2 separate regions of the Homo sapiens genome follow, and region 2 is linked to region 1. A link is an interaction called in ENCODE POLR2A ChIA-PET data of the cell type or tissue named here. Cell type or tissue: IMR-90. All regions are shown on one strand. Links, peaks and the distances in the headings refer to the core of each region. The heading gives the core; the rest is flanking DNA. Region 1 overlaps YAF2 (YY1 associated factor 2). Region 2 has its middle 24 kb from the start of MIR7851.

The links. ChIA-PET counts read pairs that join two places held together with the same protein. Peaks named below come from ENCODE experiments on the same cell type or tissue, not always from the same donor. Only the 100,000 strongest peaks of a DNase experiment are listed, where the experiment ranks them.
Region 2: POLR2A ChIA-PET joins it to region 1 with 16 read pairs; 3 of 35 experiments call an interaction of 5 or more read pairs at or near these places.

The regions. Positions count from the first base shown.
Region 1 is chr12:42,166,666-42,172,051 of GRCh38, reverse strand. All of the region lies in intron 2 of YAF2 (YY1 associated factor 2), which reads left to right. Among named protein-coding and RNA genes, the nearest start is that of GXYLT1, 24 kb to the right of the region's middle. RefSeq lists a silencer at 2,658-2,858. In IMR-90, for the core only: no CTCF peak of the experiment used is centred there; no DNase peak of the experiment used is centred there.
Region 2 is chr12:42,297,198-42,302,583 of GRCh38, reverse strand. No RefSeq gene overlaps it. Among named protein-coding and RNA genes, the nearest start is that of MIR7851, 24 kb to the left of the region's middle. RefSeq lists an enhancer at 3,037-3,126. In IMR-90, for the core only: no CTCF peak of the experiment used is centred there; a DNase peak (open chromatin) is centred at 2,423.

The DNA.
Region 1 (5,386 bases), core at 170-5,169:
AAAACAGATAGCATTAATGTTTGAAATGTAGTTAGAGGCTGGTTTGTTGAGGAGCCTAAATACTTGTTTTTAAACTCTTTTTTTGTTTGAGACAGGGTCTCCCTCTGTCTCCCATTCTGGAGTGCAGTGGAACGGTCATGGCTTACTGCAGCCTCAACCTCCCAGGTTCAGGTGATCCTCTCATCTCAGCCTCCTGGGTAGCTGGGACTACAGGCACGCACCAGTACACCTGGCCAATTTTTTTTTTTTTTTGTATTTTCTGTAGAGATGGGGTTTCACCATGTTGCCCAGCCTGGTCTTGAACTCCTGAGCTCAAATAATCCACCCACCTCAGTTTTCCAAAGTGTTAGGATTATAGGCGTGAGCTACCACGCCCAGCCAGATATGAGATTTTTGTAATGAGAAAATGATCAGGAGTTATATACCCAGTTCTGGCCCTTTTGCTTGTAGTCTGTAAGAATCATAGGCAAGTGCTTAGTTGATTTTATTTTTAAAAGTAATTCTACAAGTAACATATTTCTTTCTTTCTTTCTTTTTTTTTTAATTTAAAGAGATGGGGTCATACCACGTTGCCCAGTCTGAAATGCCAGTGGCTATTCAGAGGTATGATCATAGTGCACTGCAGCCCCTCTAACTCCTGGCCTCAAGTGATCCTCCTGCCTCAGCCTCCTGAGTGACTGGGACTACAGGCATGCACCACTATGCCTGGATAGTACATTACCTACTTTACAATATTAGAATATTACAGATTAAACAGTTCTGGCTGGGTGTGGTGGCTCACACCTGTAATCCCAGCATTCTGGGAGGCCAAGGTGGGCGGATCACTTGAGGTCAGGAGTTGAGACCAGCCTGGGCAATATGGTGAAATCCCGTCTCTACTAAAAATGCAAAATTAGCCAGGTATGGTGGCACATACGTGCAATCCCAGCTACTTGGGAGGCTGAGGCAGGAGGATTGCTTGAACCCAGGAGACGGAGGTTGCAGTTAGCCGAGATCACGCCACTGCACTCCAGCCTGGGAGACAGAGTTTCACTCTGTCTAAAAACAAAAACAAAAAAAAACTAAACAATTCCTGACCACTTACGTTGCTCTAGTGCTCTCTCCCACTTCCCACCATTCAACATTTAGAGCGGATATTAGGGGAAAGAAATATGTTTGTATTTTTGTTGAATACAAACATTATTCTTGAAGAATATGGGTAATAATGATACTATTGGAGAGGTGGATCTACAGGCTAGAGTGCAGTGGCACAATCACGGCTCACTGCAGTCTCAACCTCCCAAGGCTCAGGTGATCCTCCTGTCCCTTACTCCCAGTAGCTGGGACTAAAGGTGCTTGCCACCATGCCCAGCTAATTTGTGTGTGTGTGTGTGTGTATAGTTTTTTGTTTGTTTGTTTGTTTTTAGTAGAGACAGGGTTTCACCATATTGCCCAGGCAGGTCTCGAACTCCTAGGATCAAGTGATCTGCCTGCCTGAGCCTCCCAAAGTGCTGAGATTATAGGCGTGAGCCACCGCATCTGGCCACAAGTTTTCTATATAGAGGAAACAAATGGAACTCTTAGAGTGGATGAGCTCCCTGAAGCAGAATATAAACCAGGAACCAACACAGATATCAAGTATTCTTTGTTATCATTAAGATACGCAAGATAAATGAGCATGTTTTGAGATAAATTATTATTTTAAAAAGGGAAAGATGGAAGATTCAGGAGAGAACAAGGGCTATTTAATTCATTCAGCAATCATTTGTTGAATGCCTATCAGGCTCTGAGCTTGTTACCAGTGTTTCAAAAATGAAAAGACACAATCCTTCAGGAGCTTGCAAGCATACCTACAATTATGGTGTAATGTGACTGACTGACTTATCAAAAACACATAACATAGCCGGGTCTGGTGGCTCATGCCTGTAACCCCAGCACTTTGGGAGGCTGAGGCAGGAGGATTGCTTGACCTCAGGAGTTTGAGACTAGCCTGGGCCACGTTGTGAGACCCTCATCTCTACAAAAAATAAAAAAATTACCCAGGTGTGGTGATGCGTGCCTGTGGTACCAGTTACTTTGGAGGCTGAGGTAGGAGGATAGCTTGAACCCAGAAGGTTGAGGCTGTAGTGAGTTGTGATTGTACCACTGCACTCCAGCCTGGGTGACAGTGCAAGACTCTGTCTTAAAAAAAAAAGAAAGGAGAGAGAGAGAAAAGGAAGGAAGGAAACTCTTCTACTATATATCTCTAACCCTGCTACTTCCTAAAATTTAGTCTTGTAGCTCCACCACTCCAATAGTGTCATTATTACCCATATCCTTCAAGAATAATGCTTGTATTCAACATGAAAAGAGAAGAAGTTGGCTGGGCACGGTGGTTCACACCTCTAATCCCAGCACTTTGGGAGGCTGAGGCAGGTGGATCTCTTGAGTCCAGGAGTTTGAGACCAGCCTGGGCAACATGGTGAAACCTGTCTCTACAAAAAATACAAAAATTAGCCCGGTGTGGTGGGGCATGCCTGTAGTCCTAGCTACTTGGGAGGCTGAGAGGGGAGGATTGCTTGAGCCCAGGAGGCAGAGGCTGCAGTGAGCTGAGATTGTGCCAATGCACTCCAGCCTGGGGGACAGTGAGACTATGTCTCCGAAAAAAAAGAAAAGAAAAATTAAAGAGAAGAGATTAAGAACAGCATGAAGTAACCTCAACATTAAAGGGGCTGGAAGAGGAAGTTCTAAGAGGAGCCAGTTTAGATATAAGATGACTGAGAAGGACCTACTTACTGGAGAAGGTAGGAAGAGGAATAAGAAAGTAGAACCTTTGTAGCTATGGTGCAGGAGAATGTTAAATAATGTCATGATACACAGAAGTCAAATAAGATGAGGACTGAAAGCTGTCTTTTGGTTTTGGCATACTTGGTGACCTTAGTATGGTTTCTTTAGTGGATAGGAAAGAGGTTTGGAAAGGTAGAAGTGAAGACAAGGACACAACTGAGAGAATAGCAGACATTTTCAAAATACTGGAAGAGGAGAAAGGAAGAGCAAGTAAACAAGGGATTAAGGGAGGAGTTTTTTCCTTCTAGATGGGAGAGACTTCAGTATATTTCTATGTCTGTGAAAGGAGTATAGTGTTCTTATGATGGGAGGGGTGGTATGAGCCCCACAATATTTACAACATTTTAAAAGGTAATTGTGAGTTTTTAAACTTAGTAAATTAAAATATTAATACTAATTATAAATTTAATTAGAAAATTTTAAGTTTTTAAAAAATATTTAGGCAGGCCATCTCAACCAAATGACATGTAAATGTGCAAATATGCCCTTAGATCTAGAGTTTGTATAGTAGATTCTGCTTACTGTAACTACTTTGAGAACAGTGGCTTGTTCCTGTGAATGGAGTGTTCTTGTTTTTTTAAAGGAGAAATTGTGTATAAAAAGGATTTTGATAGTTTTGGGGACAATAGCTAAATACCAGGTTAGAGTCTTTATTTTGTGCAATGTAAGATAATCATTTTTCCGAAAAGAATTTAAGGAAGAAGCCAAGCCTCTTCAAACTGAATCACCCTGCTTAAATTTTATGACATAAAATTTCTGTCTTTCGGCCAGGCATGGTGGCTCACATCTATAATCCCAGCACTTTGGTAGGCCGAGGCAGGTGGATCACTTGAGGTCAGGAGTTCAAGACGAGCCTAACCAACATGGTGAAACCCCGTTTCTACTAAAAATACAAAAAAAATTAGCTGGGCATGGTGGTGCACACTTGTAATCCCAGCTACTAGAGAGGCTGAGGCAGGAGAATCACTTGAACCCACAAGGCGGAGGTTGCAGTGAGCTGAGAGTGCGCCATTGCACTCCAGCCCGGGCAACAAAAGCGAAGCTCCATTTCAAAAAAAAAAAAAAAAAAAATGCTGTCTTTCTTTTCTTGAGATAGACGTGATGGGAAAGTTTGTCAGGAATGTTGTGGGAGTTATGTGAGACAAAAGTGTAACAGAATCCTAGATTTAAAAATATTATGCCATCAAGATATATTTGTATATTATTCATAAATATTACTTAAAGTATTTTATAACTTACAGTATATACATTTTTAACATTCATTATTTTATTTGGCTTACCCAGTAATCTTGGGATGCAGTCAGAGCTCGAGGTATGGAAACAAAGCCAGACGATGACTTGACTGTCCTGGACTGTAGCTGGGACTATAGGCATGTGCCTGCGTCACCACTCCTGAGTAACTTTATAGAGACAGGGTTTTGCCATGTTGCCCAGGCTGGTCTCAAACTCCTGGGCCCAAGCAGTCTGCCCGCGTTGGCCTCCCAAAGTGCTGGGATTATAGATGTGAGCCACCGAGCCTGGCCAGAAATTTTCAACAGCTTTTCGTTTATTGAATTTCTGTTGTGTGCTATTTATATTTTTCAACATTGAGCTAAGAACCAAAAATGGTAATTCTAATACAGTAATATTTAAATAATTAGTTACAGGATATGTGTATTGTTTTAATATGTAGATACACAAATGATTTTTCTTAAGTTGGACCCAATTTTAGTTTTTGAGTCCTTTTTCAAGTGGTTCTACCTATAGATTTGATACTTTATGTTTTGTTCTTTCCTTGAGGTCTTCAAAGAAGGAGAACATTTATTTTTTGAAATTACCATATGGACCTTTTGGTCCCTTTTATATTTCTGTCATATATAACGGGATCTTAGTTATTTGATTTTTTCCTATATCTTGAGATAGTTTGCTATTACATCCTAGGAACTATTTTATTTATTTTTATTTTACTGTAAGTTCTGGGATACATGTGCAGAACATGCAGGTTTGTTACATAGATAGACATGTGTCATGGTGGTTTGCTGTAACTGTCAACCCGTCATCTAGGTTTTAAACCCCGCATGCATTAGGTATTTGTCCTAATACTCTCCCTCCCCTTTCCCCCCACTCCCCAACAGGCCCCGGTGTGTGATGATCCCCTCCCTGTGTCCATGTGTTCTCATTGTTTAGCTCCTACTTATGAATGAGAACATGCAGTGTTTGGTTTTCTGTTCCTAGGAACTATTTTATCTTTACTACTTAGTTATTTCCAACTGTATTAAAAAGAGACCAAAATAATAAGAAAACAGAAAAATGGTGGCATCATCTAGAAGGATAGTGCAATTTTGAAAAAAAAATCCAGTGTTTTATCATCTTCCCAGAAAGTACAAAAGTGTAGAGACAGTATTTTTGTAGTCTTTGCCCTCCTTTTTTTTTTTTTTAACTTTCATTGAACACATTTGAGAATTCAGAATTTTTCATTTTCTGCTCCTAATGACAGGAAGATTTACAAGATGTTTCACAGTTACTAGATGAATCAGGGGATGGTGTAAAGCCAGTGATAGTGGCATCCAAAATTGTAGTGATGTTGAAATTGACCATATAA
Region 2 (5,386 bases), core at 89-5,088, 130 kb before region 1:
GGAGCTTGCAGTGAGCCGAGATCGCGCCACTGCACTCCAGCCTGGGCGACAGAGCGAGACTCTGTCTCAAACAAACAAACAAAAGTTAAACTGTCAGATCTGCCTCTTTCCCAAGACCCTGCCACTGTGCCCGGCCAGCCTCTTAAGTATACCAAGTTATCCATGATAGACCAAGGATTTGATGAAAATCCCACTGCCTTCTTGGAAAGGCTAGGAGAGGCCTTTGTAAAGCACACCTCTCTATCTCCTGACTCTGTCGAGGGATAACTTATCCTAAAGGGTAAATTTATTACTCAGGCAGCCCCTGATATCAGGAGGAAGTTGCAGAAACAGGCCCTGGGACCAGATAGTACTTTGGAGAACCTCCTGAAAGTAGCCACCTCGGTTTTTTATGATAGAGATAGGAAGGCCCAGGAGAGAGACAGGAAATACAGGAAAGAGACAGAGGCTTTAATGGCCACCAGACAAGCCCACTAAGTCCAGAATTCCCAGGGTACACCTGTTAACTGCTACAAGTGTGGCAAGCCATGGCATTTCAAGAAGAATTGCCCAGGCAGCATGAGGAAGCCACCTCGACCCTGACAGTATTTTCAAGAAGTTGTCGGAAGCATAGCTGTTTCCTATTAATACCGCCTTGATTTCTAGAAACTCAAAAAAGTTCTCAATTAATATTAGACTATTAGGAAAGACCATAGAATGGTTGTATGGTTACTTGAGGTATAGTTTCTACTGAATAAGTATCACTTTTGCACCATCATAAAATCAAAAAATTGTTAAGTTGAACCATTGGAAATTGGGGACCATCTGTACTTAATTAAGTAAGCTAGAGTAGCCTTGTCAGCTTGGTTCACAACCTCATCTTTGTCTCATTCCCCAAGGAAAAAAATGGAAAAATACTATGCTAAATGCTGTTCATAGTGCCAAATAATTCAAATTACAAAGGCAGAAGTGTGGTCAGGATATATAGAAGTCGCATGATCACTGTTCTGTATTCAGTTGTAGTTATGGGGAAAAGTCTGTATACTAAGTTCCCACATGGAGAAAACTTATACAATTAGAAGCAGAGTATTATTAACTTTACAGGCAGAATCTGGGGTTTGAAATTCAAGCCAACTGCAAAGAAACTGATCATATCCAGAGGGGAAACATCTCTGGATCCAAAATAGAGGGATGAGGTCACACAGTAATATAAACCTGGACTAACACACCTGTCTACTGCTCTCTTAGTAGTTTAACAGGTTGAACAGATTAATCCTAGTGAGTGTAAATTACTCCTTAGAACAGAACATGTTTCAGGAGATGTCATCTGATGTATTTGTTTGTTTGAGACAGGGTCTGTCTCTGTCACCCTGGCTGGAGTGCAGTGGCATGATCACGGCTTACTGCAGCCTTGAACACCTGGACTCAGGTGATCTTCTAACCTCATCCTCCTGAGTAGCTGAGATTACAGATGCATGCTGCTGTGTCCAGCTTTTTAAAAAAATTTTATAAAGACAGGGTCTCGCTTCATTGCCCAGGCTGGTCTCAAACTCCTGGCCTCAAGCAATACTCCCGCCTTGGTTTCCCAAAATGTTGGGTTTACAGGCATGAGCCACTGCACCCAGCCTTATATGTGTATTTTATTTTATTTGTATTTATTTATGTATTTATTACTTATTTTCGAGATGGAGTCTCTCTCTGTCACCCAGGCTGGAGTGCAGTGGCATGATCTCTGCTCACTGCAGCCTCCACCTCCAGGGTTCAAGCGATTCTCGTGCCCCAGCCTCCCGAGTGGCTAGGATTACAGGCATGAGCCACCATGCTGGGCTAATTTTTGTATTTTTAGTAGAGATAGGGTCTTGCCATGTTGGCCAGGTTGGTCTTGAACTCCTGACCTCAGGTGATTCGCCCACCTCGGCCTCCCAAAGTGCTGGGATTACAAGCTTGAGCCACCACACCCAGCCTATTTATTTATTTTTTTAGACAGCATTTCACTCTTATTGCCCAGACTGGAGGGCAATGGTGCGATCTCGGCTCACTGCAACCTCTGCCTCCTGGATTCAAGTGATTCTCATGCCTCAGCCTTCAGAGAGGAGCTGGGATTATAGGCACCTGCCACCACTCCTGGCTAATTTTTTGTATTTTTAGTTTCACCATGTTGGCCAGGCTGGTCTTGAACTCCTGACCTCAGGTGATCCGCCCGCCTTGGCCTCCCAAAGTGCTGGGATTACAGGCATGAGCCACTATGCCCAGCTATATATTTTAAAAAGAAGTAATGAGGATCCTTTAAAAATGTTTTATCTCTTATTCTCTTTATCTCTAATAATACTGAAAATAAGAATTCAGAGGTTTCTTCTAAATTAGGGCTTTCTATGTGTGAAAACTACTTACCAGACGAGTACAAGATGACTCAGAAATACACACACACATGCACACACACACACAGACAGCACAGAGAGAGAGAGAGACATATACACAGAATTTCCATATGACTCAGGGACTCTTGCAGACAGACCCCAGCAGAAAAGCAACTGGCAAAGAAATGTGGTTTGCAAAATCCCAGAACCAACATCACAAAACAGGTCTCAAGGTGAAAGACAATACCTTAATAACCAGCATACTTTAATCCCTATACTTTTTGCTGTGCACTGAATGTGTGTGTCCCCCGCCCCAAAATTCATGTGTTGAAGCCCCCACCCAATGTGATGGTATTTGGAGGTGGGGCCTTAGGGAGGTGATTAGGGTCAGACGAGGTTATGAGGATAAAGCACCCATGATAAGGTTTGTACCCTTGGAAGATGAAGGAACCTGCGCTTGCTCTCTCTCTCTCCACCATGTGCGGATATAGCAAGAAGGCAGCTGTCTGTGAACAAGTGGGAGGGCCCTGACCATGTTGGCACCCTCATCTCAGACTTCCAGCCACCAAAACTGTAAGAAATAAATGTTTGTTGTTTAAGCCACCCAGTCTATGGTTTTGTTTTGTTTTTCTTTGTGCAGTGGCGCGATCTTAGACTACAGCCTGGGCACCAAAATGAAACTCGGTCTCAAAAAAAAAAAATTTATTCACCTACTTTCTGAAAGGTTTCTAGTTTCTCATAATAGTCTTCTCATTTTCATTTCTCATTATGTTCTTGTTGAGTTTTGGTGTCAAGGTCATTATATTGGTCTTACATCCTCTAATACAGATTTTTTTTAATAGGCATTATTTCTTTCTTAAATGTTGCTTGAAAGTATATAGGAAAGCCATCTTGACTTGAAGCTTTTTTTGTGTGGCAATTAATTATGGGCTCAATTTGTTTAACAGCTATAAGATTATTTTGATTATCTAGTCTGTCTGTCTTTCTTTCCTTCCTTCCTTTCTTCCTTTCTTCCTTCCTTCCTTCTTTTTCTTTTTTTTTTTTTTTTTTTTTTGACAGAGTCTTGCTACAGTGCAGTGGCACGAACATGGCTCACGGCAGATTTGACCTCCCGAATTCAAGTGATCCTCCCCCACCACAGCCACCCTAGTAGCTGGGACTATAGGCACGTGCCACAACACCCAGCTAATATTTGTCTTTTTTGTAGAGATGGGATTTCACCATGTTGCCCAAGCTGGTCTTGAATTCCTGGGCTTAAGTAATCAGCCTGCCTCAGCCTCCCAAAGTGTTGGGATTACAGGTGTGACCCACCATACCTGGCCTGATTATCTAGTTTTCTTGTATCATATTAGATAAGTTGTATTTTTCTAGGAATTTGATCATTTTTTCTAACATTCCAAAAATTGTTAGTATAAAATTGTTCATAATTTCCTCTTAGTGACTTTTTTAAAAGCTTAGAACAAAAGGTTATTTGTGTCTTCTCTTCATTTTTATTTATCAGTTTCACCAGAGGTTTATCCATTTAATTTTAGCTGTGTCGATCTTTTCAACTCTATGGGATTTTTTATTTTGCTAATTTCTACTCTTATCTGCATTTTTTCCTACTCTGACCTTTTGGGCTTTATTTTGTCGTCCTTTTCCCTAACTTCCTGAAATGAATGAGTAGATTCGTTTCCTGTTTCCTAATATACACATTTAGCTTATAAATTAACTTCTAAGTACTCTTTAGCTGCATCACACAACCTTTTAATAAGCTGTATTTTTATTATAATTCAGTTCAAAATATTATCTAATTTCCACTGTGATTTCTTATTTGATCTATGAGTTATTTGGTAATGTATTTCTAAATTTCCAAACATATGAGTATTTTCTATTATCTTGTATAATAAATTGCTAGATTGGGTTAATTTTGGTCAGAAAATGTACTATATATCATTTCAGTCCTTTGAAATGTGTTTAGGCTCTACTGCACAACAAATAGTCAACTTTTATAAATGATCTTTTCATCTTTGAAAAAAATGTGAGGGCAGGGTGTGGTGGCTCACGCCTGTAATCCCAGAACTTTGGGAGATGGAGGCAGGTGGATCATTTGAGGTCAGGAGTTCAAGACCAGCCTGGCCAATATGGTGAAACCCCATCTCTACTAAAAATACAAAAATTAGCCGGGCATGGTGGCTGGCACCTGTAATCCCAGCTACTCGGGAGGCTGAGGCAGGAGAATCACTTGAACCTGGGAGACAGAGGCTGCAGTGAGCCCAGATCCTGCCACTGCACTCCAGCCTGGGCAACAGAGTGAGACTCCATCTCAAAAACAAGAAAAAGAAAAAGAAAAAAAAAAATGTGAATTCTGCAAGCAATTAAAGCAAGTAATAAAAGCAAGTTTGTTAATTATATTTTTTGAATCTAGGAACTGATTTTCTTTTCTGTTTATCAATTACTGACAGAGGAGTATTAAGATCTTCCATTCTGATTAAGGATGTATCTATTTATTCTTATGGTTCTGTCCATATTTGCTTTATATTTTGTTAAGGCCATGTTACTAGTCACCATAGAAATTCAGAATTTTTTTATACCTTCCTGTAAATTGAACCTTTTTATCATTATAAAGTGCTCCTCTTTATAAGGGTAGTTACTTTTGCTTAACAGCTAGAACAGCTTCTTTCGGTCAGCCATTTTGTACTATATATTTTTCCATATTTTTACTTTCAATCCTTCTGTATTATGATGTTTCAGCTATGCCTCTTGTATGCAAAATACATTTGGGTATTTTTTTTAATTGGTTCTGAAAAATTCTGTATTTAATTAGAACATTTTAGTCTATGTATCAGTCTAGGTCCTATCAAGAGTCAGAGACCACGATGGTAATTTGAAGAGGAAATATAATATAAAGAAGTATTAAATAAAATGAGCAACAGAGCCGACCCTGTCCCAAAATAATACTACTATTAAATGTTATTTAATGGTACTAAATAAAATTGGGGTAAAAGGGATTGATTAGTAAGAAGCAAAGATAATTCTCATAAATATAGCAGGTTAAAGGAATAGCCACA